Linked DNA regions of Homo sapiens: region 2 is linked to region 1. The links are chromatin contacts, found by Hi-C or POLR2A ChIA-PET in ENCODE. All regions are on one chromosome and are shown on one strand. The core of a region is the stretch at or near the end of the contact, and the rest is flanking DNA. Distances in the headings are between cores, read along the strand shown.

What was found. Hi-C counts contacts between places; a loop is a spot of excess contacts on that map. ChIA-PET counts read pairs that join two places held with the same protein, here RNA polymerase II (POLR2A). Pooled maps may share reads with other maps.
Region 2: a loop to region 1 is called in a pooled map, with 2.5 times the contacts of the local background. The contact joins two enhancer-like sites. A Hi-C loop is called at or near these places in 1 of 168 maps with a recorded cell type or tissue (endothelial cell of hepatic sinusoid) and 1 of 50 pooled maps. POLR2A ChIA-PET finds 5 or more read pairs at or near these places in 5 of 52 experiments (A549, BJ, OCI-LY7 and 2 more).

The regions. Positions count from the first base shown.
Region 1 is chr1:64,978,774-64,983,333 of GRCh38, reverse strand. LINC01359 (long intergenic non-protein coding RNA 1359) reads left to right here. Exons shown (of 7, transcript NR_119383.1): 6 at 3,466-3,523; 7 at 3,602-3,757. It also overlaps a transcript of JAK1 not described here and the pseudogene SLC2A3P2. Among named protein-coding and RNA genes, the nearest start is that of JAK1, 15 kb to the right of the region's middle. Within about 2 kb of position 2,178, at least 4 of the 41 ENCODE cell types and tissues checked have a DNase peak (open chromatin) inside an H3K27ac peak, as active enhancers do.
Region 2 is chr1:64,919,258-64,923,817 of GRCh38, reverse strand. All of the region lies in intron 1 of JAK1 (Janus kinase 1), which reads left to right. Among named protein-coding and RNA genes, the nearest start is that of JAK1, 45 kb to the left of the region's middle. Within about 2 kb of position 2,722, at least 5 of the 41 ENCODE cell types and tissues checked have a DNase peak (open chromatin) inside an H3K27ac peak, as active enhancers do.

The sequences.
Region 1 (4,560 bases), core at 929-3,428:
ACCGTGGTCCTGTGCCGAGTGCCCTTAGGGGGATTGAATCTTTCCAATAGGCCATGTTTGAGATAGTATGAGTCAGTGTGCAGTGTAGCCCATACTTGAGAGTATGAATGTATGTGCACTGTCACTTTGCTCTGGGTGGAAGTAGGTTATTGTTGACTTATTTGCTCTGTGTTTATTCCCACAGCCCCCTTTTTCCTATGTTGCTGGATCTCCCTTTCCCTTCTTGGTGCTTACACATCTCAGACCCTTTAGCTGAATGCTTGCTAAAGTAAAATGCTTGAACAGTATTTTGGTTCTCAGTTCTCACTGTTCCCTCTGGTTGTTGAGGCGTCGAATAAAAATGCACATAGCAGTGGGGTTTAGCTGGAAAAGGTGACCTTCTTCCAACTTCACCTCTACTTCTGGCTCCTCAAACAGCGGGTGGACAGTAAGGCAGGGAAGTTGTTTTCTCATTTCTCACTGACCAGACTGTGAATATTTTCATATGGATTTTCTCTTATTAATGTTACTCTGGTGCTTCTTTGTTTTAAGATAAAAATTCTGAATGTACACATGAAAAAAAAAGACAGAAAATATTATCACTCCCATTTTACAGATTAAAAAACTGAGATTTAAAGTAGTAATGTACTACTCACAGCCACACAACTAGGATGAAGCAGAGCTAAAACTCAGCTCTCATTCACTGCCAAGCCTGTGGTCTTAGAGACATAAGCCAGCAGGACTTGGTGTCATTAAGGGACTGGGGAGAGTGGTTCCATTCCCCCAAATCCTCCCCCAGAGAACTTCCTCGTATTTTATAATGGTCATACCTTCAACCCTTTTACCTCCTACCTGGGCTGATTGCAATAATCTGAAAGGGCCCTGTTTGAGGGGCAATGGTAGTTACTGTGGAGAAGGGCTTCAAAGAATATGGATGGTGGTGCCAATTTACCTCCCGGACTGTGGCTGCTGCTGTGTGATGTTGGGGTAATGGTTAATCTGCTCTTGTGTGAGTCAGCTAATGCCCCTCCCAAATCACATAATGCGTTAACTCAGTTAAAAGACACCTGCCCAACTCATCTGAATGTCAGACCTGAGTGTCAGCTCCCATTTTACACTCTGTAAAAGGAAGGAGGATTTTAACTTAACACTCGAAATCTTCAAAGAATACAGTTGATCTTTTTCAGCCAACAGAAAGACTGCTTCCCTGGTTGTATGTGTGTGTGTGTGCGTGTGTGTGCGTGTGTGTGTGCGTGTGTGTGTGTGTGTGTTATTTAACTTAGTGTTGACATCAACTCTGTAGAATTGTATATGTACAGATAAGTAACTGGAAGCTCGGAAAGGTGAAGCCACTTGTTCAAGTTCATGGAGTCAACTTTCTTTTTACATCTCCAGGACACTAACTGTTGGGATAGTTTGTTTAGTTTGCATCCTAGTGGATAAGTGCTCTTCTTAGTGATGATGAAAATTTGAATATCTCTAAAGGGGCATTATTATCCTGGAGTGTGAGACAGTGAAAAGAACAGGAGCTTTGAAGCTAGGTGTGCCCTGTTAAAACTTCAGTTCCTGCTGTGTAATAGTGTAAACACTGGCAAATCACCTAATCTCACCTCAAAAGGTGATTTTGAGAATGAAAGCAGATGGCTGGGAGGTAAGGGTACTTAAATACATGTTAGTCCTTTCCAGGTCCTCATTGCTGGAATTTGAGTGGACATCTCCAGCCATCTCAAGCAAATTGATTAAATACTCAGTGCATTCTTAGAGATATTTTAATTTATTTTAATTGAAACAAACACCTGCCATGTGGCATTTTTAGGAAAATTTAGGGAAGGTCTTGTGAAACTAGGCAAATCATAAAGCTCCCACAGGTTGAGGCTCAACAGACCAATCAGTGAGGCCCATTTTACCCTGGAGGCACTGGGCCAGGTGCCACGAGCGTTCCAGGGGTGAAGGGAAAAGCCTGCCGTACTGGAACTGCAAAACATCTGGTCAAGGAGATATAGCACCAACAGAAGGAAAGACAAACAGCAATAGAAGGCATTAAAAGACACGTTTCCAAGGAATGATGTAGGCAATAAATACTGTGTGAATTCAGGACAGAGAGAGAGATCACTTAGAAAGGTCCAAAAAACCCTTCCTGACTCATTTCCTGTACTTTCTCTTTCTGTCCCTTCATAGCCCTGTGGGTTTCTCTTAGAGTTACCAGGGCACTTATCTCTGTGTAACAAGGTGGAGACAATATCGCCATTGTTTTACAGCTGGTGCCATATTTCTTCCTGAAAATAGAAGCATCTAGGCTTGGAAAAAATCAGTTGAGAAATTAGGTGTAATAGAATAAATAGGTTGGAAAATGCTTGAGGTAGAAAATTGATGCCCAACAATGATAGACTGGATTAAGAAAATGTGGCACATATACACCATGGAATACTATGCAGCCATAAAAAATGATGAGTTCATGTCCTTTGTAGGGACATGGATGAAGCTGGAAACCATCATTCTCAGCAAACTATCGCAAGGACAAAAAACCAAACACCGCATGTTCTCACTCCATAGGTGGGAACTGAACAATGAGAACTCTCGGACACAGGAAGGGGAACATCACACACCAGGGCCTGTCGTGGGGTAGGGGGAGGAGGGTGGGATAGCATTAGGAGGTATACCTAATGTAAATGACGAGTTAATGGGTGCAGCACACCAACATGGCACATGTATACATATGTGACAAACCGGCACGTTGTGCACATGTACCCTAAAACTTAAAGTATATATATATATAAAAAAAGAGTTTAAAAAAAAAAAAGAAAATTGAGACCAAGGATCCAGCTGTTAGAGGAGGGTCAACTTGCTGTGCATACTGCAGGGAGGTTTTGGAAATTTTGGGGGGCAATCTGCAATGGAGAACGCGAGGGCAAAAGGAGGGAGGGCAGAGGGAAAATGGAGAAAGCAGCCACCAGGGCAGCAGAGCTGTGATTCCTACCTACCTACATCTTCAGGGATGGCTGCCAAACCCAGGGAGCTTTGTGTGAGTGCCTTCATTGTAACATGGTGCAAAACAGAGTAGAATGAGGAGGTGGAAGTGTCCCTCCAGAAGTTACCTCACTCTTGAAAGGGCTTTACACTTCCACAGTCCAGGCACCGTGTTGAGAGTTCAAACCAAGTTTACCCAGATCTTTCAGCAACAAACAGGTCTCATCTGACTTCTGAGTTTTATCTCCAAGTCTTTTCTCTTTCCTTCTTGACCTTTCCCTCCCCTCCAAAGCTTACTTAGTACAGTGTCTGACGTATAGTAGATGCTCTACAAATATCTGTCATGCTGAATCAATATAAATATTGTATTATACATGGTTTCTGCTGTCGTGGTACCTAAAATTGAGGGAAGACAATACACGTGCATTTCAGACACAAAAATAAACCTAATCTTAACAATTCTGGGAAGGATATAAATGCCAATTAAATAGGCCTGACACTTTCCTGCCTCTTTTTCAGTGTCCTTCACGGTTCGGTTCACATTTCACAAGCCCCATGAAGTCTATCTGGATTTTCGGTAATGTTTCCTGTCTCTGAAATCTTATGACATTTATGTCTGTATCAGCCATTTGATGCTTGATTATCTATTTTTCAGATGGATGTCTTGCCTTTTCCTCTACACACTACAGGAAGAGTGGCCACCCCTGCCAAGGGCCTAGTATAGTACCCTATACATGTAGCTGATCAGTTGATTGTTACTGATCATATGTATCCTGCATCATGTTATAAAAAATTAACACAGTGCTTGGCACATACTTGTACTGAGTAAGTATTTGCTGAATTGACTTAAAGTGTTGGATGCCATAGACCTCTGAGAATATATAATTTCTATGTATCACTCTCCTAGCAGAATAAGAGAATATTAGAACTTGGGAAGAAGTCACATCTAATTCTTTTCTATTTTTATTTCATTTTATTTCTTTTTTTTAGAAGTGAGGTCTCACTCTGTCACCCATTCTGGGGTGCAATGGCATGAGCATAGCTCACTACAGCCTCGAACTCCTGGGGTCAAGCAATCCTCCCACCTCAGCTTCCAAGTAGTTGCAGCTATAGCTGCACACCATTGTACATGGCTAATTTTTATTTATTCATTTTTTTTTATAGAGAGGAGGTCTCACTATGTTGCCCAGGCTGGTCTTAAACTCCTCAAGTGATCCTCCTGCCTTGGCCTCCCAAAGTGCTGGGATTACCGGCAGGAGCCACTGTGCCTGGCCAGTTCTTGTTCAGCTACAATTTATTTTCCTATTGCTTTTTGGAATGTAATTTAAACTTTACACTTCAGTTATCCCACTTGTCAAATGCATACATGATTTCGTGGCCAATAACCTGTACGTGGACACAGTAAAGTTAAAACAATAAAGATGCACGGAATTTTGATGCTGATAGGTATCATAAAATAATGTGATCCAAACTAAGGAGATATCTGAGCTCAGAGACAGTAAAAAGACCACCCTAAGTTTTTTTTTTTTTTTAATCTATCAAAGAGCTCATCCAGCATGCAAGTGTCCTGCTTTCTGATCCAGCAGCCTTTCTAGCACCCCGGCCTTGATTGTC
Region 2 (4,560 bases), core at 1,473-3,972, 60 kb after region 1:
AACCGTTGGTCTGATGCACTGGAACCATATCAGTAAGACCTGGCAAAGTGCAGAGAAATCTGTGGGGGAAAGAGTTTAAGCTTCATTTTGTTTTAAGTCATGGCATGTGTGGCCTTGATTCTAAACTCTGTGTTTGAATAAAGTTGTTTTTGGCTGGTGGTTTCGAAGTTTTAGAAAATGGGAGTGTATGAGTAGATGTGAAGTGGTTACAGTGGTTTAGTCACAGCACCCTGGGCCTGAGAATCTTAGCCAGAGGGACTCTAATTTGTGACATAGTCACCACAGCAACCAATGGAAATGTCCCCATGTGATCTGAACCAAAGTGGTTTTGGAGTGTTAAAAAATGTGTGTTTAATAAGCTAAAATTATCTGTTAACTGTTCCAAGGGTGATTTTTGTATTTTCAAGCATGCACAATTCTAATTAAATGGCATTGTGTAATCACTTGTGGTCTCAGTGTAGTTTATAATGAGTTAGAATAATGAAGGGGTAGTGAGACTGGAAGTTAGAGACGCAGAGAGCCTTTCTGCTTAAGGTATCCTTAAACAGATAGGTGTTAGGACCAGCAAATAGTGATCCCAGAAACACAATACAATATTTAATGAAGTGCTAATTATGTTGCGTGTCAGTCATTGTAGGCTGCAATTGATGGAGCTAGGTGGTGGAGGAGGAGGAGGTTGGATTGGGATGGGCCTTGAAGGGTAGTAAGTAGAATGTTAATGGAAAGAACCTGCAATTGTTTCCTACCCCAACTTTCCAAGTTATTATTATCCACAGAGTCACATTGGCTTGTATTCCAAATTTACTTTATAGTAGCTAATAAGTATCTTTTTTATTTAGTACCTAACGTATGATTTCCACTGTGGTTGGTCCTTGACAACAGTTAGGTGAGAGCGAATTGATACTAGAGATGCAGAAATGTAAGGCTTAGAAGCTCAAGTGTCCAGGACCACACAGAGCTCATAAGTGGCAGAGCCAGGATTTAAACTCAGGTTTGACTGATGTCAAAGCCACTCCTTATGGTCTTTTTGATATTTTTGCTCTAGAGATGGTGTTCATGATTAGCTTGTTTACTTACCAACCATTTTCTATTCAGATTATAAAGCAGATCTCATTTGGCCGAGACTTGGAGATTTAAGTTTTTGATATGTAATCTATGATTGAATTTAAATGAGGTATGGTTAGAAAGTTCCAGCCCAGTTAGTAATTTAGCACCTTAAAGCATTCAACAAGCATGGTTAACCAAAAACCTAAATCATACTAAATGTTTGAAGTGGTGAACAGGAGGGAATATTTTTATATTGTTACTAGTCAGCTTTAAAAAAAAATGTGTTTATAAACTGAGAAGTCTAGGTACATGACATTTATACTCCTGATGTTTGACTGGCTTTGGAAATTCCCACGTTGTGACTTCTTGTAAGCTTGGCTGAATGAACTGACAGGGGATTCCAGCCCTTACTGTATAATTAAAGGTAAAGATACAGAATGCATCTCTCTACCTCCAACTATTGTGTAGTTAGTTGTAGCTACCAATGAAATTATCAGGTCAATGCAAAAAAACCCTTGTTTTTATTTATACAGGGTACAGGGATGGTCTGATTAGTTGTTCTCAAGTAACTAACTGGGGGGTGGGGGGCATTTAGTAGTGTTGTTGTTGTGGTTTTTTTTTTCCATAAGAACAATCAAATGAGGAAACTAATAGCACTGTGGGCTGCTTAGGGAATTTTTGTCACTGAAAGAACTGCTGCAAGCCCTGTGTCTCAGGAAGGGTGATGGAATGTCTAAATGTCCATCTGTCGGGAGAAGATTGAAGTCCCTATGCCGATCTACTCTGCTTGTGCAACTTTGTGATTTGCAGCCAGTTACTTAATCTCTCTTTACTGTTGTTGACTGAAGTCATGCTATAGCTGGTATTTCATATTACAAGGACAGAGTTCAAGAATTATCTTCTTGGTTGGAAATGGAAAGGAGGTATATCTGGAGTCAAGTCCAAATGGGTAAGCCATCTCACTCTAGAAACTCACTGTACAAAGGGACTAAGAAGGGAATAGAGAAGCTGCCTTGTTTATAAAAGGTTGATCCACTCCCAATAGTATAATCACAACAATTTCTAAGAGGTTTTATTTCAACCACTTATTTTCTTATCCCTAGGTTACACATCAGTTTGGTGAGAAGAGCTCAGTTTTTGGTTTTAGATGAGCTGAGTGCTTGTCTCAGTTCAGCCACTTGCTAGCTGCATAGCCTTATGCAAGGCACTTAAATTCTCTGAATCTCTGTTTCTTTATCTGTAAAATGATTTCCAGTGACCTACTATATACTCTAGTAGGTCACTGGAAATCAGTTAAGTTAATAGATGTGAAAGTGCTTTGTACACTTCAAAGGGCTGTCTAAATGTCTGTATGAGCCTGAAGGATAGTTGTTATGCTTTCAGTTATCAGTAGTCTAGGTGGCTGTGCAGAAAGGGAGAGGCGAGGGAGTCATATTTTTGACAACTAACTTGGGGTCCTATGATCGAAAGCCCAGAAATCCTCACTTAGATTTTTTCCCTAATGCAGCAGTCTTGTGCTGGATTTTGGAGTGTGGTAGAAACATATGCTACACTTATTAAAGGGGTTTGGCACTCTGTAATGTGGGATTACTGGCATAGAAGATGAAATGATAAAGGAACATCTCATCATATTCAGATGTGTGAGTCATGCACGCTTATGAGTTACTCTGAAAAATGGAATTATAATAGAAATGGGCATGAGTTCAACTTACATTATTTTCCTTGGCTTTAGCAGTTTTCAGGTTAAAAGTCACTGGATACATTTAACTGTCTTAAAGCATAGCATTTATAAAAAGCTTTTAGAACTTAGACTGTACAAAAGCACCTGAATTGGAAACTGTGTCTCTTATTTTTTCTATCAGTAGGATATTAGGGACAGTTTTGCACTGGACCTGTTCCTGTGTACTGCCTTGATACTTAACTCAGTCAGTGAATCAGTAAGCAGGAATATATGGACTCCTATAACCCTATTGGCCTTCAGGGAGCTTCATGGTCATTTATTCTGCCTGCCTGTTTTACAGTGGGGAAAACTGAGGGCCAGAAGGGTTCCTTGAATTATCCAAGGCCCAAGGTTAGGTTCTGGCAGAGGCAGGGTTAGAACTCATTCAGTCCACACCATGCTGTCTCCAGTGTATATGTGCTGGATGAGAAATTTTCCACTGCCAGCATTAATTTAATTTAATTTAATTTTAGTTTGGTCTAGTGTAGTCTAGTCTTGGATTAGTTTAAGACAGAGTCTTGCTGTGTCGCCCAGGCAGGAGTGCAGTGGCATGATCTCGACTCTTTCCAATCTCTGCTTCCTAGGCTTAAGCAATTCTCGTGTAGTTCTCAGCCTCCCAAGTAGCTGGGACTACAGGTATGTGCCACCACACCCAGCTAATTTTTATGTTTTATGTAGAGATGAGGTCTCGCCATGTTGCCCAGGCTGGTCTTGAATTCCTGGGCTCAAGTGATCCACCTGCCTTGGCCTCCCAAAGTGCTAGGATGACACATGTGCCACCACACTTGTCCTGTTTATTCCATTTAAATTACAGTTCATTTTGTGTAAGCCACTTTTCCCTGTTTCCGTCAATTTCAGATTTGGAAATACTTTTCAAGGATTATCCTTAATACTACATCTCCTCTTTATGCTTAAAAATTTTGTTTGATTCTTTAACCAGAAATGATCATAGTGATTTTTAACTTTCAATAGGGAGCTACTTTTTCATTAATTACTTGGGTCATATTTGTCACTTGATTCTTAGCACTTTTTTCTTTTGATGTCGTTTATTATTTATTGAGAAACATTTGAGTTCTTACTCTGTGCCAGGCCCTGTGCTTAGCAGGTGCTGGAGGTGAGAAGGCACTAAGTGATGGAAGGACCTCATCCAAGAACCCGACTCTGTCCTGAGAGGATCTAGGGTGTCCGTCAGGCCCCACCCCATTTGACTTAGGACCATTATTGTTTTTATAGTAGCTACTTGAAAGACTCATTAGGAAAAGTCATGCTTTTGTTCATTTCTGTTTTCAACCTAGCTAAGGAGACATATATTACAAGTAAATAATGGCACAAATTGGCAAATGATGAAAGTCCAGGGGATTATTGCCTAGGTAGAATTTTAGAAAGATGATGTGGAGAAATAGGAACACTTTTACACTGTTGGTGAGACTAAACTAGTTCAACCATTGTGGAAGACAGTGTGGCGATTCCTCAGGGATCTAGAACTAGAAATATCATTTGACCCAGCCATCCCATTACTGGGTATATACCCAAAGGAATATAAATCATGCTGCTATAAAGACACATGCACACGTATGTTTATAGCGGCACTATTCACAATAGCAAAGACTTGGAACCAACCCAAATGTCCATCAATGATAGACTGGATTAAGAAACTGTGGCACATATACACCATGGAATACTATGCAACCATAAAAAACGATGAGTTCATGTCCTTTGTAGGGACATGGATGAAGCTGGAAACCGTCACTCTCAGCAAACTGTCGCAAGGACAAAAAACCAAACACCGCATG